Linked DNA regions of Homo sapiens: regions 1 and 3 are each linked to region 2. A link is a loop called in an ENCODE intact Hi-C map of the cell type or tissue named here. Cell type or tissue: adrenal gland. All regions are shown on one strand. Region 1 holds the start of LOC105378127 (a long non-coding RNA gene). Region 2 overlaps AFDN (afadin, adherens junction formation factor). Region 3 has its middle 170 kb from the start of TTLL2.

Evidence for each region. Peaks named below come from ENCODE experiments on the same cell type or tissue, not always from the same donor. Only the 100,000 strongest peaks of a DNase experiment are listed, where the experiment ranks them.
Region 1: it touches region 2 in a loop (3.0-fold over the local background); 77 of 110 quality-filtered maps call a loop at or near these places.
Region 3: a loop joins it to region 2, with 3 times the contacts of the local background. A loop is called at or near these places in 86 of 110 quality-filtered maps.

The regions. Positions count from the first base shown.
Region 1 is chr6:167,471,676-167,479,675 of GRCh38, reverse strand. LOC105378127 (a long non-coding RNA gene) reads left to right here and starts at 6,886. Exons shown (of 4, transcript NR_134591.1): 1 at 6,886-6,942. RefSeq lists enhancers at 1-343, 4,452-4,965. In adrenal gland, no CTCF peak of the experiment used is centred here; no DNase peak of the experiment used is centred here.
Region 2 is chr6:167,895,684-167,903,683 of GRCh38, reverse strand. It overlaps AFDN (afadin, adherens junction formation factor), which reads right to left. Exons shown (of 34, transcript NM_001386888.1): 10 at 6,712-6,806; 11 at 5,217-5,479; 12 at 1,298-1,367. Among named protein-coding and RNA genes, the nearest start is that of AFDN, 73 kb to the right of the region's middle. In adrenal gland, a CTCF peak has its summit at 4,799 (motif pointing right); no DNase peak of the experiment used is centred here.
Region 3 is chr6:167,491,872-167,499,871 of GRCh38, reverse strand. No RefSeq gene overlaps it. Among named protein-coding and RNA genes, the nearest start is that of TTLL2, 170 kb to the right of the region's middle. RefSeq lists an enhancer at 6,092-6,999. In adrenal gland, no CTCF peak of the experiment used is centred here; no DNase peak of the experiment used is centred here; H3K27ac peaks cover 2,365 bases.

The sequences.
Region 1 (8,000 bases), 420 kb after region 2:
CTGCCTTAGCCTTTTGCTGTTTCCTTTTAGGGGTTAAGGCTGTCCTGGTGAAGCTGTGTTGGAAAAGAAGGCAGTAAAAGTTATTATAATTCAGTTTGTGGTGCAGCTTATATTCCTGCATTAAAAATGAATCATGGAAGACCCTTTGCCCTGAAGCGTGCCTCAGCTGCCAAACGTCACATTGCACAATGGCAAAGAGCATATATACATAGAGGCTTATAAAATCATACTTTGCTCTTAAAAGAAATTTTCTCTCTCACCAAAGAAAGTACTCAATATGGTTCAGAAAACAGGCTTCAAGTGTTCGAAGGTGGCCTCAGAAGGAGGCCTTATTAGAATCCTTTTCTAACTATGAGCCAGTCAGACCCTCCACTGTGACTCTCTCTATGGTAGCAACAAGCCACACCCTTCAGGCTGACTGAATAACTGATTCAGGCGTGTTAGGCACATTAACTCATGGACCAAAACACCGCCTCACCTGCTGAAACAGGGATTCATTTATCTCAATCTATGGCTCAACATCCATCCATCCATCCATACATACATACATATACACATACATACATACATACAGTTGTCCGTCTGTTCATCCATCTGTCCATGCATCTGTCCATGCATCTGTCTGTTCATCTATCTGTTCATCTATCTGTCCATATGTCCATCCATCCATGTGTTTATTCATCTGCCCATTTGTCTGTGCATCCAACCATCTGTCCACCTGTCCATCCATCCATCCATCCATCCATCCATCCATCCACTCATCTGGCCATCCATCTGTCCATCCATCTGTCCATCTGTCTGTTCATCCATCCATCTGTTTGTCTATCCATCCATCCACCCATCCATCCAACCATTGATTCTCTGTCTTGTTCCAATAAAAAACAAGTCTGGCTAGTAATATTACCAGCATTACTCAGAGACTTGGTGATTAATAAAAGAGGATGGAATAGAGGATAAAATAAGAAGCAAACAAACAAAAAAAGGAAGGGCTGGGCATGGTGGCTCATGCCTGTGATCCCAGAACTTTGGGATGCTGTGTCAGGAGGATCGCTTGAGCCTAGGGGTCTGAGACCAGCCTGGGCAACAAAGTGAGACCCCGTCTCTTAAAACAAAAAGAAAAAAAAAAGAAAAGAAAAGAAAAAAAAAGAAAAGAAATTAGCTAGTGTGGTGGTGCACACTTGTGGTCCCAACTACTTGGGAGGCTGAGGTGGGAGGATCACTTGAGGCCACTTCGAGGCTGAAGTGAGCTATGATTGTACTTCTGCACTCCAGCCTGGGAGAAAGAGTGAGAGCCAATCTCTATTAAAAAAAATGGGAGAAGGAATACAGAGAAATGGAAAATGAAAGAGAAATGAACTTACTCTAGTTGGTTTTATTTGAAATATTCCATTATGTTGAATAGCACTGAAAACAGACAAGGAAAGATCACATTGTCTAAAAGATGATTCTTCATATTTGAAAATGAATCTAAACTAATGCTTCCCTACAATAATACAGCAAGTAACTATGTGAAGCTAAGGGGAACCAGCGCTAACACTGATCCATGAAGAAGGGCATACAGAACACCCCTACCCCAGCTAACGACGCTTCCCAACATGTATATGAGACACGTGCTGCTTTTGCTTACCTGGTATCTATCAGTTTCCCCATCTTTTCATTAAGTCATTCTGATTTTCTTCAGGGTAGGTTTGGAAAATTTGAGAGGGGAGGATAAACCTGGCCAATGAATATATTCTATTCCCCTGGTCACAGTGCTGGGCTCAGAAATGGTCACGTGACTCGAGTAGATTCCACCGGCGTTTGCCCTGGGACTGGTCCTGGAGTGGCCAGGAAACCATGGGCTACTTCTGCCGTGTTTGGAGCAGAGGATCCAAGAGGCCAGAGCTCCACAGCTGCTTAAATGACCGTAACCATCACAACTCGGACAAGGCATAGGCAAGCCACGGTGTCCCTCATCTCAGAGCTTCTGACAGAGAGAGAACTGCTCAAGAAGACAGCAAAGCACACTCCAGAGATGCGTGCGAATAAAACCCAGTCCCGAAGACATCAGCAGAGCTGTCGGATCCCAATCTATCCAGACTTCAGTTATGGGAATAATAAGTTCCACTCTTGGCCAGGCACAGTGGCTCACACCTATGATCCTGGAGGCTGAGGTGGGAGGAACCCTTGAGTTCAGACGTTCAAGACCAACCTGGGCAACATAGTGAGATCCCGTCTCTACAAAAAGTAAACAGAATTAGCCAGACCTGTTGGTGCACACCTGTAGCCCCAGCTCTGAAGGCTAAGGTGGGAGGATCGCTGGGACCTGGGATGTTGAGACTGCAGTGAGCCGTGATCGCACCACTGGACGCCAGCCTGGGTGACAGAGTGAGACTCTGTAAAAAAAAAAAAAAAAAAAAAAAAGAGGATGAAAGAGAAGAAAATACGAAATTCTACTCTTTGCTAAAGTCAGTTTAAGCTGGGAGTCAGCTTCCAGAAAAACGTAGTCCTGGTAGGTGCAGACATCAAAGGGCCTCGTCCCCTTCAGTGGCTGTGTTCTCCCCTTCACCCCTAGTCGGGGCAGGAAAGAAGAAGATGGCTTCAGCCACCTGCCCTGCCACATTAACCTTCAGGGATTACATCCGGAACTGCCAGATGTCTCCAGAGAAGAGGCTGCCAATGGCCCCACCACTGGTGAGGCGTCTGCTCACCTGAGGGACGTGACCACATCACTCCGGCAAGGGTTTTTTGCCACCCAGGGGTGTGCGTTGAGCATTTTGGCGTCTAAGTGACACTTGATATTTTATAGCTAAGTGTAGTTCCATCTGCTTAAGGTAAAAATGCCAGAGATTAAAAAAAATCACACATATAGGTAAATGTGATTTTTGGCCACTGTTACGTTAATGTAACTTTTGGAAGTCATGAACTACTTGACAACCTGGAAGCTCCACAGCTATGGAAATAATTCTTCGAGTGTTCTCTGAAGGCAATGAGCAAGGGTAAGAATAAGCAGCCCCAGCCCCCAAAAGCAATGGAAGTATTTGTTTTACTTTTGAAGGCAGGATATCATGGATTATATATGCCTTATCTTAGTTATGGTGGTTTAAACAGCAATAAAGTATAAATTTTAATACATAGTAAAAATGCCATTTTTCACTTTCCTATTATTCCACAATCTCTGAAAAATGTCTTCCTGGAATCTCCTGGAACTTTTGGAACATAATACCAACATTTTCAGAGCATTTTTCAATGTGCCAGGTATTATGTCAGCTACTTAGGATTCAAATAAAAATCTCGCTACTCTGTCGACCTTCAGTGCATAACAGCTTAGCAGAAGAGAGGAGGAAGAAATGGACAGCAAAAGCATAGCTGCGGAGTGAAGTGATGAAAGTCAGAATGCAGGCACAAACCGAGGGGTACAGGAGCAGGGAGCGGGGCAGGCTCCTCAGACCCCTGAGCAAATCCGCGGGAGTCACAGGGGCACAGGCAGGCTTCCAGGAAAACGGTCGCCATGAAGTGTTGACAGTTGTCAGGGTGAAGGAAATTTGATCCTGAGGATGCTGGCCCTGGTTTTAGCATTTCAATACTGCTGGGTGTCTTGCCAGTGTGATACCCCCTGCACGTGATACCACCTGCAGTGGCAGGTTTCAGCCAGGCCTTTGGTGCTTAAGTGACCCTCGGTATTTGGTAGCCAGGGCAGTGAGCTGGCCTTCATTCTGACTGGCCACTGCCCATGTGGGACTAGGTGCTAAATACATAGGATATCACCCCGAATCCTGAACTACTGATTGTTTCGTGAAGTAATACCATGATGTTAAACACTGCTTTAAAATGTTTAAATCAAACCAAGAAAAATATTTTTAGAAAGCAAGCTTCTATACCTTCAAAATCTTCAAGAGGAGGAAGACGAGGATAATGGACAAAGCAAAGCTTCTGTTATAGGAATAATTATTTCATGGTTCCAGATACTTTTGGAACAGTAGAAAGTCAGCATGACCACCATCCTACATTAGAATCTCTATCTATACATGGTGAAGCCCCATCTCTACTAAAAATACAAAATTAGCCAGGCAGGGTGGGGGGCACCTGTAATGCCAGCTACTTGGGAGGCTGAGGCAGGAGAATTGCTTGAACCTGGGAGGCAGAGGCCGCAGTGAGCTGAGACGGCGCCACTGCACTCCAGCCTGGGTGACAGAGCAAGACTCTGTCTCAAAAAAGAAAAAAAAAAAGATGAAGATAAATAAATGCCTGATTTGAGAATATTGGAAGAGCTTTCTCTGCACATGTGAAAACTTGACCGAACATATGCTTCTGTTACAAAAATATCATTGTAGATGCACTGTGATTTTTAAGATCACACTGTTAAGAAATACATAACAATATTTCATTTTCATTTGTCATTAATAATTTATTGTCCTTTTTTGTGTAGCATTTAGCACATTTAAGAAATATCTATTCATAGGTAGTTATAAAGAATACATACTTCATATTTCTACTTTTACAAATGTACATTTTTTATTTCTATCCTGTTTATAAATTTTGCATTTGAAAGGTTTAGGATTTTTTTTAAAGAATGCATGGATTCTGAACACTGATTTCGAAATGCCAGTATGAACAGTGGATTGGAGCCTTCTATGAAGGAAATACTTGCACTCTGAGTTCTGTGCTCTCCCTGGCAGGGCAGTGCCTCCTGGTGCCGAGAGAAGCCCTGGGCCCTGCCTCTGGGCAGGGTTCTCCTCCCAGGCTGTGGGGCTGAGGTGGAACCAACTTCAGCAGACATGGGTTCTGAAGTCGGCTGCAGGCTGAGGTCACCTGCAATCTGGACCTTCCACAATTGCCTCCTGAGGGCACTGGCTGCTGTGTAGGTGCATCCCTCCCTGCATGCTTGTGATGCTGGCACAGAGGCCCAGGTAGAAACAGCCAGGCCCAGAGGGTGGTGGTGCCCATGCCCAGAGGGGTGGCCTTTTCCATGCAATGAGCTGTTGCCCCTGCCTTCCTGGTTCAGCCATCTCCCTGGTAAGGGCCTTTCCTTCCCTCCTGGGCCATCCTCACAGCCTCGGGTCTGTGGAGCAAGGGCTCTGCCCTTCCAGAGCTGTGGCTGAGGCTGTGTCTCCTCAACCTCACTCTGCAGGGATAGCCAAAGCACTGTGAAGGGAAAATTGTCATGAAACGGCCCAGCCTCACCATAGAACCATTGAACTATCTGCATTTCAAGAAGAAAGTTCCCAGGAGAAAGCCTTCTGCAATAGAGGAGTGGCTGGAGGCATCTCAGGGCACCAGGAATGCAGTGAGGTGGCTCCTTCTGATGGGGCCTGCATTGCTGATGCCGTAAGTCACCTGCAGACGACAGCCCTGGCACGGGGCTGCTCATGGGTCAAACCCTCATGGGATGGGGAGGGAATACACTAACGCCACCTCTCTCCTTTAACGTTTTTGTCAGACAATCAAAATAACCTCCCAGAAAAAAAACCGCAAAGTCCTCCCATTTTACTGATCTCATACATAGAGTCAGCAACGCAGGAAATAAATCTATCAGAATCCATTAAATGCCTTTCCCGCACTTCTAAATATCATTGATGAGAAAAGACACATTGATTCAGCCGTGCTTCTCAGCAGGTGGAAGGCCCAGTGCAGAGACAGCAGCCGCCAGAACTGGGGTCACTGGTGAAGGCGGAGACCTGACTTGCCCGAAGCCCGGGACCCTTCTTGAAAGACTGACACCATCAGGACTGGCCCATTCCAAAAGAGGCAGAAACACCCACAGCTGTGTAGGGTATAGGGCTGGACACCGAGTGGTCCCACAACTCCACTCCTGCCCAGGATACAGGAGACAGAAGTGGCTGTGTTCAGATCCCAGGAACTATCACCTTCCTGCTTTCATTGACAGCTTCCTTTCCTAGCAGAACCAAAAATAGCTGTCAATCAACCCTCAACTTAGTGAAAATAAAAGGACAGCAATTCTCCTAAGCAGTGCTGGGTGCATAACGGGACACACAACAAGAGTGGGATGCTTGTGTCTGAGTCCAGCTCTACCGTGGCCCAGCTGCCACCTGGGACAGGTCCTTAACTCACCCATTCAGCCTCTCCCTCATCATCCTCCCTCCCCTCTGCCCCACCTGTCGCCTTCCCCACCATCACCCTCTTTCCCAAACCAGACCCAGTTTCTAAGAAGAGCTCTAACAGCTAGTTCTTCCCCCTCAGTCACTGCTGGGCTCTCTTCTGCTGTGGAAATTTCCAGTAATGGGGAAAAGGGGAGAAAGAATACAAAAATAGCAAAGAAAGGAATGCAGTCCACATAACAAAGAGCCAGTGGGTGAAGCAAGAGAAAGAAGACCATTTTATTGATGATAAATCCAAATTCCTTGCAGGCCCAGGGTCCCTACCTGCCACAAAGCCACCTGCCACACCTCCCCCTTGGATTTGCAAGGAATTTGGACTTATTTTCAATGCACCGGGAGCCACTTCATTCTGACTGATTGTGTGAGGGACTCACTTAACACAGTCTGGTTCAGTCAGATTCTGCAGTGCTTTGGGTAACTGTCCCTGCCAAATCTCATGCTGAACTGTCATCTCTCCAACATTGGAGGGGGGCCTGGTGGGAGGTGTTTGGGTCATGGGGGCAAATTCCTCATAGTTTGGTGCTGTCCTCCTAGTAGTTAATGAGTTGTCAGGAAACCTGATAGTTTAAAGTGTATGACATCTCCCCCACTGATATGGTTTGCCTATTTCCTCACCCAAATCTCATCTTGAATTCCCACCAGTTGTGAGAGAGACCCAGGGGGAGGTAATTGAATCACTGGGCAGGTCTTTTCTGTGCTGTTCTCATGATAGTGAGTAAGTCTCATGAGACCTGATGGGTTTATAAAGGGGAGTTTGCCTGCATAAGCTCTCTTGTCTGCCACCAGGTAAGATGTGCCTTTCACTTTCCGCCATGATTGTGAGGCCTCCCAGCCATGTGGAACCGTAAGTTCATTAAACCTCTTTCTTGTGTAAATTGTGCAGTCTTGGGTATGTCTTTATCAGCTGTGTGAAAATGGACCAATACACCCACCCTTGCTCCTGCTCTTATGCTACCCCTGCTCCTGCTTCACCTTCCGCCATGAACAAAAGCTCCCCCAGGCTTCCCCAGAAGCTGAGAAGGTACCAGCACTGTGCTTCCCTCACAGCCTGTGGAGCTGTGGGCCACTAAACCTCTTTTCTATATAAATTACCCAGTCTCAGGTACTGGTCTGCAGCCTGTTAGGGACCAGGCTGCACAGCAGGAGGTGAGCAGCTGGTGAGCCAGTGAAGCTTCATCTGCATGTACAGTCACTCCCCATCACTGGCATCACTGCCTGAGCTCAGTCTCCTGTTTGATCGGCAGCAGCATTAGATTCTCATAGCAGCACAAACCCTACTGTGAACAGTGCCTGCGAGGGATGTAGGTTGCGCGCTCCTTATGAGACTCTAATACCTGATGATCTGTCACTGTCCCCATCACCCCCAGACAGGACCCTCTAGTTGCCAGGAAACAAGCTCAGGCCTCCCACTGATTTGACATTATGGTGAGTTGTATAATTATTTCATTATATATTACAGTGTCATAATAGAAATAAAGTACACAACAAATGTAATGCGTTTGAATCAAACTGAAACCACCTTCCGACTCCCACTGTTCATGGAAAAATTTTCTTCCGTGAAACTGGTCCCTAGCGCCAAAAAGATTGGGGACTACTGTTCTAGGGAATTTGAATTGGGATGGAGAGGCTGTGGCTGGGGTGCGGTGGCCAAGCGGGCTCCAAGTGTGTTTTAAGGAATTTGATGGGGATGGAGAGGTCATGGCTGGGGTGCGGTGGCCAAGTGGGCTCCTAACATCCTCTAGCACGTCTAGGTTGTAGGAATCCCAGAGCACTGTGGGCAGAGCCGGGGAGGAAGGCCCCACAGTGAGTAACAGAAACAGGGGCGCTATGACCGGGGAGGGGCTGGAGTGATGAGGGATGTGGATGTCGGATGGCTTTCCTGTTCCTGCTTCCACCTCTGCA
Region 2 (8,000 bases):
TGGAGGGGTATAAAGAGTTTTCTAAAAGAGAAGACACTGTAACGTGTTTTGATGCTGATGAGAACACTCCAGGATCATAGGAGTTTGTGGCACCATGGCATTCAATAAATCACACCTTGAGTAGTGCCTTCCTCCTGAATCTGGACTGGGCCTGTATTTGCTTCAACCAATGAAAGGTGGAGGAAACGGGGTTGTGTCAGTTCTGGGCCTAACATTCAAGAAGGCCTGGAAGCTCCGTGGTTCTTGTGAGGTCCCACAACACTACGACTTCTGGCTGCCCCAATGGGGCTAAAGGTCCCATGGAGAGAATGTGAGACAGCACAGAGAGAGGGTCAGTGGGCCCTGCACTCCAGCCACTGGCTACCAACTGATCTTCTAGGTGAAGGTGGTCACACCAGTCACCACCAGCAAGACCAGCAAACAAACTGCCCAGGTGAGCTCAAACCAGATTGCACAATGGTAAACAAATAAAATGGTTGCTGTTTAGCCACAAAGTTTTGGAGTGGTTTGTTATCCAGTAATAGAGAATGAAAATGAGAAAGGAAATGAACTGATTATTCCAGAGATAAGGGATCATTATGGAAGCAAAGTGTCTGAGAAGTTAACTGATGAATGGGATTTAGTACCTAAACTGAAGGGTTAATAAAAGGAGTGTATTAAGGGTACTCTGACTGAGCAAGGCTAACTACACAGGAGAAAGCCTAGCAAACATGAAGGCTCTGCTTCAACCTGGCCTTAGAGAAAAGAAAGATCTGGTAACTTTCTTTTATGTATCACTAACAAACAACACAGCAGATTAGGACAACCCACATTTGGGGCCACTGGGAAGTCTGTTTTTACAAAGATGTTTTATAAGTGCACCTATTACCAGTTTACTGGAGTCCCCCTTATCTGCAGTTTCTCTTTCTACAGTTCAGCTACCTGTGGTAAGCTGCAGTCCGAAAACAGGTGAGTACAATACAATAAGATATTTTGAGAGAGGAGACAGAGACCAAATTAACATACCTCTTATTTGAGTATATTGTTATAATATATATTGTTCCATTTTATCTTCAGTTATTGTTGTTAATGTCTTAGTGTGCTTATTTTATAAATTAAACTTTATCACAGGTACATATATACAGGAAAACAACATAGTATCCATAGGGCTCTGTACTATTTATGATTTCAGACATTGACTGGTGGTCTTGGAACACATCCCCCACAAATAAGGGGAACACATCCCCCACCACTACTGTATTCATCCATGGTGTCCTATAGCAAGCACACTTCTATCAGGTAATCCATAATTACCTACCTTGCTTGTCGGTAATGCTGTCCCACTATGAATATCTCCTCCCAAATCAAAAGTTGTCTCCTGAACAATTCTGATGGGATAAAACAAGAAACACACTGACTTAATAACATTCCAATGACAGGCATAGTCTCTTCTTAATACACAAGGAAGAACTAAAATACCAAATGTCAAAGATTTTTAAGAAATTGCTCTGTTTTCAGCACACGAACTTACAGAATTAAAAAACCACCTTATGAACTTTCTTTACTGGTATATACTCAATATTCCCAGTATCTTTTTTTTTTTTTTTTTTTTGAGATGAAGTCTCACTCTGTTGCCCAGGCTGGAGTACAGTAGCACAATTTCGGCTCACTGCAACCTCTGCCTCCTCAGTTCAAGTGATACTCCTGCCTCAGCCTCCCAAATAACTGGTATTACAGACAAGGGCCACCATGCCCGGCTAATTATTGTATTTTTTGTAGAGATGGGGTTTCACCATGTTGGCCAGGCTGGTCTCGAACTCCTGACCTCAGGTGATCCGCCCACCTCAGCCTCCCAAAGTGCTGGGGATTACAGGCATGAGCCACCACGCCCGGCCCGATCATATTTTTTTTTTTAACTATACAAGAAACGGAACATAAAAAACCAGGTTATTTCATTATGTAAGTCTATCCAGGCAGCAAATGGCATATAAATGAGGTGTACAAGGTTGAAGTGCCGGCGGCCCTATTTATGGACACAGGGAAAGTGACACATGAGGAACAGCGGTGAGCTTCTCTCCTATTTGAAAGTCAATCTGATTATTTTTGTAAAGCACATGAGTATCACTACTTAGGCTACAAATTAAAAAGTGGGACATTTTTGATAATGTTAGCATGCAAATCAAAAATTATCCTAGTTTAAACTGATTCTTCAAATATCTCAAAATATCAAAATTTCTAAATATGTCACTTTGAAAACCTAACTCATAAGCAAAATCTCATTATGAAGATTGAAGAGTCTAACAAGCTGGGACCGACTACATTCTTCAGCACAAATGAAGGGTGAATGCAACTCACTGGTCCCAGCTCATTGGAGAGTGCCCTCCCCACCTCCACAAAAAAAAGCCCTAAAAACACCTGGAAACCAACAAGGATGAATTAGTATTTAAATTTCCTGGATTTCTGCAAAACATAATTTAAAAAGAATGAAATGTCCCGTTATAATACTTGAAAAATATTAATATATGGTCTAATTTCAAAGCAGCATGGTAATGGGAAACTTTTATTTACACTCAACCAATAGAAAGAAACAAGGAAGTAATGTAAAAGTTGAAAACAACTTTTCAGATTAGAAGAGCAGGTACAAATTTCTCCTCTATCTCACCACTAAGAAAATAAAACCATTTTGTAATGCAAAATAATACCATGCTTTAAAATAGTAACTTTTGAAAGAGTAAAAGTTTTTACTAAAGGCCAAATAATTGTCAATTTTCTGCACACAACTTTCTGCAATATATTACCAATATTCTGAAATTAAATACTCATAATCTATCACCAAGATATTCACAAAAACATGGAAATGCCCTGCTGGCTCCCATCAGTTTGAGTGGGAGATTCAGTCCAGCTATCGGCTCTGACAACAGGAGTAACAATGACAGCAGGCCAGCTTCTCTGCCACCTACCAAAGCTGCACACAGCAGTGTCCACCCCTAACTTCCTCTTGTGGGTAGTATGTGAGTAGAATCAAAGCCTTCTTGATTCCACTTACAATTATCATCCTAGAACAACAAATTTCCACCATGCAAAATTCTTTAACTTTTCCCACCAAAGCTACCTCTTTCAAGTTTTAACATGGCTCATTTTTACTGCAGGCTGGATATGTGGACAAGACCAACCAAAGTGACTTTATAATATGACTTTGAAATTATCAAACTATGGCCTTTGACTGTAACAATCATGGGTCGCTCCTCCCAGCATTCAGAGAATAGTAGCTCATGCCCTGGGTACTTGATAATTGTAAACTAGATTAACAAATCAGTTAATGAGTCAGTGTATCACCGGGAGGCCCTAAAATTCCCAAACTATCAATATCAAACTTTGCCACTCGTTTATAACCATCAGTAGGATTTGAAGACACACTATGAAATCTGCATTGGAGGGTATGTGAGTTATCTAGCCAGAATCTGTCACAATCGTTTGACACTAGAGCAAAATTAATGTTCCTAAAAAAACAAGAGTCCTTTCTAATTTATGGATGGTATGTTCAGCCGCCAAGCAGCTTTTACCAGATTTGCCAGAAAAATACCTAACAATAGTAACAAAATTTCACAGCACATTCTCCTCATTGAAACCTAAGCCATGTTCTTCAATGATCTCTGCTGCTGGCCAGAAATATGGTAGGAAGAGACATCTGCAGGCTTCCAAAGCAGGATCCACATGGCAAAAATACAGTAGGAGATTGTCTCACACATATAAAAACATTACAAGCAAAACCGAAGGGCAGACTAGGTGTGGGACACAGGCTGCTACTAGAATTGTGTTTATACAGAGAACAGAGATGGACAGTAACACTAGGAGTAACACATGTCACAAGAAATATATTACAACTCAAGAATAAAGGGCATTTGTATATAAGGGCAATAACTACAGGTACTATTGAGAGACCACATGTAACACACAGCGGAAGAAACTGTTTCAGACAATACATAATCTCTTTGGACAAACCTCAGTGAGCCTAAAAAATAAACAGGGAGTCAGGATATACCAGATCAAGATTTTTGATGCTGAAGGGAAGAAACAGGGCTGAAGAAAAGCTGATGATTGAAATGAACATCTAAGCATGAAATCATGACTCGCTACTGAAGGGAAGAGCCCATGTAAAGCTAATGACAAGGGACAGGAAATAGGGACACGGCTGATCAATGAAAAACATCACCTTCAGAAAGAAACAGTTAAAAGCTGTGAAGAATGGAAGGATGGTGTTTAAATACACTAGTTTAAAGATGAAAGTGTTAGAAAGAAATGGATTTTCTTGGGAAGCAGGGAGGAAAAGCACATGCTGGTTTCCTTGGATGCCACAGGTATGGTCATTTGCTGACACTTGGGGTGCAAGGTGAGGTGAGCAGCTGGGGATGGATCTTAAACAGCTGTGAACTTTACAAATAAATATATGTGATAACCCACCAAGTATTCATCTTGGAGAAAGACATTAATTCTAAATAGTCATATGTGGCCCAATGTGTAAGGTCTGGGTGGCTAATCAAAGGCATGCCGTAGAACAAAACAATGGGAAAGGCCAAGCAGGGAAGACCACGCGGGTTCATGTCTGTGCTTCAGGAAGAAAGCCTACAATCTAGGGGAGTTTTCAGTTGTTTTAAGCAGCATGAAAAATAGACAATGAAGTGGCTTAACAGGATGTTTTAAAAAGTAAAACCAAAGGAGAAGTCATATTCCCTACCTACAAAAAAATTTTACTAGATAGTCATTAAGAAAGGCTTTCTGTTTTCCCTTACTAAGCCCACAATGCAAGTCTTCAGAAAAGCACTAGGTGGAGCTAAAATATTCTGAATTCCTTAAGAGATCTTAATGTGTTTCATTATCAGTCACAGAAAAGAATACTTCAAAAAATTTTATAATCTTAGTTACACTGAATAATTACAAAGAACACCATGTTTTTTTCACAAAAGAAAAGGTACTGTTTTAGTATACTGGCTAAAAAACAAAGTTTAAATATAAACAATTTAAAACCAGTGAGAAATTCCAATTTTAAGACAAAGTCAAGACCTTTCTTCTTTCCTCTAAAACCAACCCAAGTTAACAATAGGAACCAAAATCACAAACTTCACTTTGATATTTTTTTAAAAATTGAAACAAAAATAAAAAGCCAAGATATCTATGAATAATCTGAACTACTTTAAGTATAATCAAAACATTTTAAATCTTAGGGTTAATCTATTTACCCAGGTTTATGTCTTGGGCCCTTAACCATCAGGCCTCCATCCACAGATCTTTTTGCAAGAGCATGATCCTGACTGGGGTCCACAAACTTAAATACATGGGACGCCCCAAACTGCACTTTCATGCCACTCTGCAGCATGGTGGTTTCTGAGATGCGCTGGCCTTCCACGTAGGTTTCTGCGTCCATACTTCTGGGCGTCACAGTGACCACTCCATCCATGTTGGTAAGGTCACAGTGATGGGGCTGAATTCCTGGGCCAAACAACTGGAAACCGAAGGAAACCAAAGAAACTCCCATCATGAAGTTCACAGCATTTAAACACAGAATGTTAAAACCGTGAGTACCCCTTTTATGACAAATATAACCTAATAAGCTCTGGATTTTTAGTGCCTTTTAAAGTGGATTTCCCTCAATCGTATAAAAATAATTAAACTGTCAAAAAAAAGTCAAACCAATCAGACCTTTTATTTTTAGTACCCAGTGACTTAAGGCATACTGTAACTTTGCATTAAAAAGCATACAGTTGGCCAGGCGCGGTGGCTCACGCCTGTAATCCCAGCACTTTGGGAGGCCGAGATGGGCGGATCATGAGGTCAGGAGATCGAGACTATCCTGGCCAACATGGTGAAACTCCGTCTCTACGAAAAATACAAAAATTAGCAGGCGTGGTGGCGCGTGCCTGTAACCCCAGCTACTCAGGAGGCTGAGGCAGGAGAATTGCTTGAACCAGGGAGTTGGAGGTTACAGAGAGCCGAGATCGTGCCACAGCACTCCAGCCTGCTGACAGAGTAAGACTGTCTCAAAAAAAAAAAAAAAAAAAAAAAAAGGCATACAGTCATCTTAACCAATATTTGTTAGATGGTTAATGGACAAATCTAAACAGATCATTAGCATTAAAGATTCCTATTATTATTTTTAGTGTTGTGCTAAGAAAGAAGAAATGGTAGAATTGAAAATGATATTAACAATCTGAACCCATCATCTTACAAATTGAGAACTAAGTACAGAGCAAGGGTGATTCGCCTGAATTCAACTTCAAAGAAGTGACAAATTCTGACTTCATTTATTCAAATAATGTGTTAAGCTCTGTTTTAAGTACTTGAGAACCATATTAAGCTAAATTTAATTAGAATTTACCGAATGCCTAATGCTATGTGGTCAGACCTCCAGTGATAAGCACTTCTGCATAGGTTATATCCTGTAATCCTGAAATAGACCTATAAAAGTATCATCACCATCTTTTAGAGAAAAGGAAGCAGTTTCAGAGCAATGTCATCACCAGCCCAAATTTCTAGAGGTGGAACTTGAACATAAACTCACATTCTGCTGTTTCCACACTAAAGCAGAGAAAAGTGACCCAGAGTAGATAAATTATTTATATTTAAATACAAGTCGGTAATTATAATTCCTTCTTTCATTACCATGTGGCAGGCTCTGTACAATACGTTATGCCTCCTGGAATGTCAGAGTTGCAGCAGGAAGCTCAGACTACGTACCTGGATAGAGTTGTCATCCAACTTTTCTGTCCCAACTTCAGTAACACTTAACTGAAGGCGGTAAAGCTTTGGCTTATCTCTAGAGTCAGAACCATCTGTGAGAAGAGAAGGAAGACAGCTCTATTTGCAAAGTCTAATATTACTGTCATGTTATTTCCAACAAACAAAAGGTTATCTCAGGCACTACAGTTCTCATTTCTCAGGATTTCTTTTCAAAAAATTCTCCAAACTTATGTAACACAATTTAACAAACTGGATACAGAAAATTCAAAATAAGAAATAAACGTATCAGTTTCTGATTAACACAAAGTGCTAACACTAGCATTAATTCCACCACATTCTTATTACATTGAAAAAGGCTTCTCTACCGCACTGCCCTGGACGTTTGTTAATGATTCTGAGGAGCAACTGTAGTAGCAATATGAAGCTCATCAAAGACACACAGGCCTTCCCTTCGGACCAGATCTTTCCTGCAGTATTCTTGCTGCCCTTATGGCACACAACACAATACAGGTTGAGGGCACAGCTAAATCACTGACGGAGGTTTTTAAATGTGCAGTTCTCATAGCGCTCCCCAGACCTGGATGAAAATCCTTGGGGATGAGGCCTAAGCATGTGTCCTCTGAAAAATCACCCCAAGTAATTCTGCTGTCCATTACTGATCAAGAATTACTGTTAAAAGTGGTTAGCTCCCTGGAGTAGAACTGGAGTAAAAGGAAGACTGGGTTTTTTGGCTTTTTTTTTTTTGTCATTTTATACCTTTATGAACTGTTGGAATGTTTAATTTATATGAGCATGTGTTTCCATGACAGGGAAGGGGTGAGGAGGAGGAGGAAGCTGCTCTGCCGAAGCCCTCTAGTCCCAATACACCTAGACATGTTTTCTCACTCTTCACCTACTGTATCCCAGATGAGGACAATGTCACTTCATTACCTTAACTAAAAATGAGGTATTCTGATTTCAGAGTTGACATATGAGAAAATGTGCCTTCCAGAACCCATGAATGATGATGTAACTGCAGAGCTTAGCACCTGCACCATAGCCATGGCAGTCAGTCTAGTGTGGCAAGCACACCACCCACCAAAGCTTAGGAAAAGGCCAAACCAGTAAGAGTCGCCAAGATCTGCTTTATGAGTGCCTTATAACTTTCAAACCCGCTGATTCCATTACCTGTTAAAATCTCTAGTCACTGCAATTAGGAACGTAAGCTTTGAGAGTTTCACACGTTAAACAGTTTGGAGTATGAGCGTGCACAGAGTTTGAGACTGCTAAAATCTCTCAGCAGTGGT
Region 3 (8,000 bases), 400 kb after region 2:
ATAATCTGAAGAATCAGGAGCACCCCTTCCCACTGCCTGTCAGTGTGCAGTAAAGAGCCGCCGTCATATCAGCAGAGGAGTGAGTTTGCTTCACTCTGGGGGAATGGGGTGTAAAGCAGGAAATAGGAAAGCCAGGATGTCTGGTAATATCTTTGGGAGCACATATGATTACAGGTCTGGGTGACACTCAGAAGTGAGAAGGTTTTGTCCCACCTATGGCAGCTGGAGGCCTCTGTGGCCTGTGTCACCTGCTGTGACTGGGGTTTGTCTCCTCCTCTGCTGTGGGAAATGATAACCACTCCCTAGGTAATCCAGGGTCCAGTTTGGCAATGGCTGTGACAGCTGAGGCTTGCAGAACCCGGAAGGAGGAAGCCAACCTAAGACAGCACTGCCCTTCCCTGTGCCAGGAAGGCTCAACACAGACAGATAGATGCCTGCAGGAAAGGGCGGCTGCAGTGGGAATGTGGACTGAAGCTTAGATGAAATAAGTGCACAAAGAACGCTCAGAATTTGGCTCATTATATTATACAAATAATATCCCAGATACCTGCTGAAATTGGAAGGCCGTACACAGCGACCATGAAAAGGATAAAGTGCAGACTGGTGATTGACTGGTCAATGTGTATGCAACGTGGGCAGCTTGGACTCTGATACTTTGTGCAGGAGACGATAGTCCAAGGATCACCATTATGACACATTATTTCTTAGTGACAGATAATGGAATAAAATCATCTTTATAAATGTTTACCTATTTTTTTAACTTACACATTTTCTATAAAAGTATTATTATTATTATTATTAACAAAGAAGTCTTAGCATTGGATCTCACTTGTTGCTTCTGTGAGGTGCTCGTTCGCGTGTTCCTGGGAGCGCCCTGCCCAGGACCTGCTGGCCGGGTGCAAGCTCTTCTCTTGGACCAGGAACAGACGGGGGGCCTGGTGCTGCCCTGTCTCCTCAGCAGGAGCTTCGGAGAGAACAGTGAATGTGCACAGCACCTGCAGCCAGAGGTGGGAGGGCCAGGAGAGTGCTGGGAGGGGAGGTCAGTGGGGAGGGTGGATGGGCTGCAGGGGTGTCCCCAGGATGCTTAACAGAGAGCCGCAGGCTGATCTAACAAAAGGAATTCTCTCTCTTGGTCCCAAATCCAAGAGCGGAGGGCTGGCCCCCTCAGAGGCTTGGAGGCAGGGTCTGCTCCAGGCTCCCCACTGGGCTGTGGCTTCTCCCTGGCCCCTTTCACGTCACCTTCCCTCTGCACCTGTCTCTGCGTCCAAACTCCCCCTTCTCATGAGGCCTTTGATGGTATTAGATTAGGGCCTGCCTGAATGACCTCATTTTTAACTTGATTTCCTCATTAAGGCCAGGTTTTCACACACAGTCACATTCTGGGGTAACTTAGGACTCCAACATGCCTTTTTAGGGAGACACAGTTTAACTCCTAACAGGGCCAGTGCACGGGTGCTTGGTATTTGGTCACTGGTCTCCAGCCCAGCCGTCGTGGGAGGATCTTGTGAGGGGCTCTGCCGTGCAGGTGAGGAGGGGGAAGGGGCAGAACCACCATAAGGAGCTGGGTGGGAATTTGTGCGGCTGTGCCAGGCTGCGGAGATGATTGGGGGGCACATTCATCATTTAGTGGATGGAGGCTGGGGTGCTTGTCCCACAGAGTGGGGACATCTCCTAATAGAGAAGAGCTGTGTATTAGTCTATTCCACACTGCTATAAAGGACTGCCTGAAACTGGGTAATTTTTACAGGAAAGAGGTTTAATTGACTCACAGTTCAGCATGGCTGGGGAGGGCTCAGCAAACTGACAATCATGGCGGAAGGGGAAGCAAACTCGTCCTTCTTCACATGATGGCAGGAAGGAGAAGTGCCGAGCAAAGGGGAAAAAGCCTCTTATAAAACCACCAGATGTCGTGAGAACTCACTCACTATCACGACAACAGCAGCATGGGGGAAACCACCCCCATGATTCAATTCCTTCCCACCAGGCTCCCCCCACGACATGGGACTATGGGAACTATAATCAAGATGAGATTTGGGTGGGGACACAGATAAATCATATCAAGCTGGCTCTGACTTATATCCTTCATACCTTCCAGATGTCTCACCGGGTCCCTAGGGAGCTAGAAGTTGGCTTGTAATTCTTTGCACTGGAACCTGACTCCATTTTGTATGTAAACATCAAGAATTTTTTGCATGGCTTTAGCGTACACTGAATGTTCCGAGAATGTAACTAGAATAAAGATTGAACTTTGTTTTGTTTGAGGATTTTCTGGGAATTATTTACCATCTTGGGAAATCACGCCGCTGATGTCAATGGCCCTGCAGTCCTCAGGTGCCGGTACCCTGTACTCACGCCGCTGATGTCAATGGCCCTGCAGTCCTCAGGTGCCGGTACCCTGTACTCTCACACTTGTAATTCTCACACTTACAAGATGGTGTACACAAATAAAAGCTTGTGTCTATTGATCTATAATTCCTTACCTGTAGCTCAGAATTCTAAACAGCCTTGAAAACCCAAAGTGCTTTTCTTCATCCATTTAGTGGCAAAATCTGACCTGAAACAACAGGACACGACTGGGGTGTGCAAGGCCCCAGGCAAAGCCTCTTCTGAAGAGCCCTGATTATTTAAACTATTTGAATCACCTACAACCAGCACGTCAGCCCCATTCTGGCAGCCCAGTCTCACACGATTGTGTAGGAGACATGCTGTGCCTACCAGTGGGAGCCATCCTGGGCCAGGCTGTCAGCCTGGAACAGGGCTCGGCCATTGGCCCCAGAACAACCCCCAGGGGCAAGTCCCAGAGTTGGTCAGCCCCATACATGGACTACAGGGTCGGAGGGGCCACCCAGAAGAGAAATGGGAACAGGGCCTATGTGGGCTTAGGTGGGGCTCCAGGTGCTACTCCACCCAGGTGGCACTGCTGTGTGGGCCAGCCCTGTCACTCCGAGGCACGGCAGGTCAGAGCACGTGCTTCCATGAGGTGGTGGTCGGGGGCTTGGGGCCAGGTCCCAGGGCCGGGGGCTGCATGCCCAACCCAAGGGGAGTCTGTGCTATACTCGTGTGAGGCTATTAATAGCCAATTTCTAAAATCCTGCTCTGTGTGATTACACATTGTGCTTGGGAACCATTAATGTGTTTGATTAGAAGATGCTGCTCCAGGTCCTAACAGAGTTGATCGAATGTGCAATGTAAGGAGGCCATTTCCATGAAAAAGTCCTTGGAAACAGGAATTCTGAAACACATCTTCACTCAGGGGTTTCGGATAAAATTAGAGCCCTTTCCTCTAGGGTAATCATGCTTGAGAATTTACATACTAAACACATAAACACAGGATTTTTTTCATTAGTTATTTTCATTTTATTTTTCCTTCATGTCATGGTAGGGGCATCTGTAGATTTATTTGTAAAATTCTGTATGTAGCTGGGTGCTGTTTTCTATGGATTAGATTCATTGTGGAGAGTGTCACACTATAAACAATGGCAAGACAGTGGCGGCAGGAGATGGGAGGTGGCCAGAGACTGAACGCAGCTGCCCCGGCTGGATGGTCTCATTGTTGAGTTCAGGGGCAGGGTGGGTGACTGAGAACCTCTCTGCAAATTCTGCCTGGCTCCCTGGCCCAGAGCTGGCTCAAAGACAGACGGCGTGGGAATCTATCTAGCTGGGGAAAATCAGAATCAGGGGTGCTCTGCTCTCAAAGGTTTTCATATGATAATTATTCAAGGCGTGGAGGACATTGACAGAGGGATGAAATGAGCTATATTAGGACTTGCCTTGGAGATGTCCCCAGGGTCCCTGTGGCTAGAAAAGCCTGGAGACTGAAATGTACCCAGGAAGGCAGCAGCCGCCGGGAGGCGGCTCACCAGATGCCAGGGCAGAAATAAATCCTGCTGGCTCAAGAAGTCAGACCAGAGAAAGAATTCAAATGCAAATAGAAAGGGCGAACTGTGTCCTTATCAGCGTTTGGCACATCTGATAAAACAATGCCTGGCCACTGATGAATTCATGAAACCCAGAGAAAAAACTAAGAAAGCTCCGGGTATGGAAAACAGAAGAGAATCCAGGAAATGGTAGCCTGGCTCTAAACAGCTAATGCTGGAGTGCCTGATTGTAGGTGAGCCCGCTGAAGGGCTGCGTTTCATTTCCAACGCCAGGTGATGTTTTCCTGGGAAAGATCTGGACTCCGCCTCGCCTTCTGCTCACCCAGGTCCACTGTTCCTGCAGCCTCGGGCTCAGCAGTGGATGTGACTTTGGGTCCAAATGACAAGTGTTCCAAGCTAATGCCACGGTCCCCATCAGCTTCTTAGCACCCTTGAAGAATTTCTCAACTCTTCCTGGTGGACCCAGATGTGTGTGTGTGTGTGTATAAGTGTATGTGTGTGTGTGTGTATGTATCAGTGTGTGTATGTGTGTATAAATGTGTTTGTGTATAAGTGTGTGTGTATAAGCATGTGTGTAGGTGTATTTGTGTGTGTAAATCTCTGTATAACTGTGTGTGTGTACATGTGTATGCGTGTCTCTGTGTGAGTGTGTATGTGTATGTGTGTATCGTGTGTGTATGTATATGTGTGTGTATAAACGTATGTGTGTATATGTATAAGTGTGTGTATGTGTGTATAGTGTTTGTGTGTAAGTGTGTACGTATAAGCATGTGTGTATGTGTGTATAAATGTGTGTAAGTGTACGCGTGTGAGTGTGTAAATCTGGGTATAAGCGTGTTTGTGTGTGTGAGTGTGTATATGTGTATGTGTGTCTCTCTGTGTGCGTGTGTATGTGTATGTAAGTGTGTATGCGTGTGTGTATGTATGTGTGTGTGTGAGTGTGTGTGTGTGACACATTCCGGCCCAGTCACCTCTGTTTCCCATGAAACTGCATGATGGGACCTCACTGCTGTACTGGTCAGGGTTCTCCAGAGCGACAGAACCACTGGGAGAGGCAGATACACACTGATTGGGAGGAACGGCTTCCACTATCCCCGTAGCTGGTGCGTCGCAGGATCTGTTGCGTGAGGTTCAGCTGGTGACCCGAAGAGGCGCGGGGGTCCTTCAGTCTGGAGGAGCAGCTTGAGATCCAGAAGAACTTAAGATTCTGCTCGAGTTCAAAAGCAGGAAAAAAGCCGAGGTCCCACTTCGAAGGCTATGAGGCAGGAAGAACTCCCCTCTCCTCCGGGGGTCAGGGGGTTCCTGGTGCGTGTTCTGTTGAGGTTTCTGCTGCTGGATGAGCCCTCACACACACACACATCAGGGAGGACACCCACTTTACTTAGTGCAGCGAGTCAAATGCTGATCTCGCCCAAAACACCCTCTGGACACACCCGGGATAATGTTTCACCCGCAGCCCAGTCAGGTTGGCACAAAATCCAGCACCGCGGCCCATCACGTGAAAAAGCTGCTGCTTCTGTTCTTCGCCACCCCTACTCCATCATGTGAAAAGCTGCTTCTACTGTTCTTAGCTCCCCCCATCATGTGAAAAAGCCGCTTCTTCTGTTCTTCGCCCCGCCACTCCACCATGTGAAAAGCTGCTTCTCCTGTTCTTAGCTCCCGCTCCATCATGAGAAAAAGCTGCTTCTTCTCCTGTTCTTAGCCTCCCCCACCCCCTCAGGCCTCCTCCCAGGCAGCTCCACACCCGACTGGGTCTCGGGGGAGCCCTGCGTCAGCACCAGCCCTCACACTTGCTATCAGGGCTCAGACCCGCGCCTGCAGCTCGATGGAGGCAGATCCCACACATTCCCCTCAACCCTTCTCCCGCCTTCCCCGCCCCTGTTACGCTCATGTCCCATTCACTCCAGAGAACACAAGCGGTTCTGGTCAGGCGGGGTGACCTCTGCCTTGGAGGGAGCCACAGCCATCTGCTCTGTGAGAGGCGGACGGGCCGCACCCAAGGCCTAGTGCGGGGGGTGTGGAGGGGCGTGTTCCCTCTGAGCTGGCTTGCAGGGGCAGCATTCAAAGGGACTTGCATGGAACATGTTGTCTTTTCCAAAATATCAAAGATGAGTAAAAATGCATATATCTAAAGCAGTAGGGGAGGTTAGCTGGGGACCCCCGAGCTCTTGGTCACAGAAGAGGGTAAGTATAGGCTGCACAACTGACCCCCAGCCTTCCTGTTGCCCTTTTAAAGGAGAGCACCCTAAGGAACTGGTCACGTTTCTAAAATGTGTGTGCATGGGAGGGTGTGTGCGAGGATGTTTGTGTGCATGGATGTTTGTGTGCATGAGAGTGTGTGCATGGGAGTGTGTGCATGGGACTGTGTGTGCATGGGACTGTGTGCATGTGAGTGTGTGTGCATGGGACTGTGTGTGCATGGGAGTGTGTGCATGGGACTGTGTGCATAGGAGTGTGTGTGCATGGGAGTGTGTGTGCGTGGGAGTGTGTGCATGGGACTGTGTGCATGGAGTGTGTGTGCATGTGAGTGTGTGCATGGAGTGTGTGTGCATGGGAGTGTGTGTGCATGGGAGTGTGTGCATGGAGTGTGTGTGCATGGGAGTGCGTGCATGGGACTGTGTGCATGGGAATGTGTGTGCATGGGACTGTGTGCATGGAGTGTGTGTGCATGGAGTGTGTGTGCATGGGAGTGCATGCATGGGACTTTGTGCATGGAGTGTGTGTGCATGGGACTGTGTGCATGGAGTGTGTGTGCATGGGACTGTGTGCATGGAGTGTGTGCATGGGACTGTGTGCATGGAGTGTGTGCATGGGAGTGTGTGTGCATGGGAGTGCGTGCATGGGAGTGTGTGCATGGGAGTGTGTGTGCATGGGAGTGTGTGCGCATGGGAGTGTGTGTGGATTCTATTCTTTACTGAGAACATGTAGGAAAGTCATTTTTTCAAAAAGCAAACACTAGTCCTGTGGGCTTTGAAGCAGCATGGGGTCATTTAAAGGCCACTCAATGCCTATCAGAGGCTCCTCCATCCTGACCTGAGATTCTGCCAACATGGTATCCAAAGGTGACTACTCGGGGACTCCCAGAGCTGTCCCAGCAAGCCGATCCCCCGGGGGGAGAAGGGACACCTCAATGCTGTAGTCAATCAATATGCGAATTAATATCCTCCCTCTTCATGCCTTATCAGAAAAACAGGCTTTCTAGAGGACATTATGTTTTTACAAACAGTGAATAAAAAGCCTTTTAAATAACCCGAGTTCAGGTTTTCAGGGGCGGGCAGTCTGCTCCCTTTAGGCACATTTAGTAACATCTACTGGGGTGCCTCAGTTTTTGCAATAGTCTGGTGCTGCCGGCACCTGAGAGGCCCCAGCGAGACCAGGCTTCCTGCAGTACAAGCACAGGGTCTGCAGATGACCTGTCCTGCCGAAAACGCCCGTTGTGCTCCTGATGAAAAACACTGATGTTTTCATTTAAAAAGAGCAAGAAAAAACAAAATCCTGTTTTCTGTTTTTTAAAAAATTACACCAAAGTTTTCCCATCAGGCAAGGTCCCCAAGCCTCCCAGGCGGATCTAGGGACTTTAATTCCCCATTATCCTCCCTCGTGGGGGCTTCCTCTTCCTGCTGCAAGGCTTGGTGACGGCGCCACCATCCTCCCACTGCCTGAGAGACACACCCAGGAACAAAACCTCGGAAGTCCCTCGGCCAGATCTACCCATGACCTGGCCTCAGTTACTCAACCCAGCCAGCCCTGAGTTAATCCTGGAAAAACCAACGAAACTTGCTTTCTTCCCACTCCACCCGCCCGGCTGTCTTCTCGGCTGCTGTGTCTTTGTTTGAGATGGGGCAAGGGGAGGCAGCCGCCCAAGGAGGGCTGGTCTCAGAGAGAGGCGGCAAACGCTGGCACCCGCTTGGCAAGTGCCAGGGATAAGGAGGAAGAATGAAGAGAGAAGAGGCAAAGACAAATATTCTTTTGTAAAGAAGACGAACTGCTGACTTCAGCCAACATAAAGCGTGTATCTATAAAGCACGGCTTTGGAAGCCAAGGGCGTCCAGAGGACAGGAGGAGAGAGCTCTTTATCTCCTGTCTGCCTGGTCTGTCTCGTCATGAGTCAGGAGGGAGCAT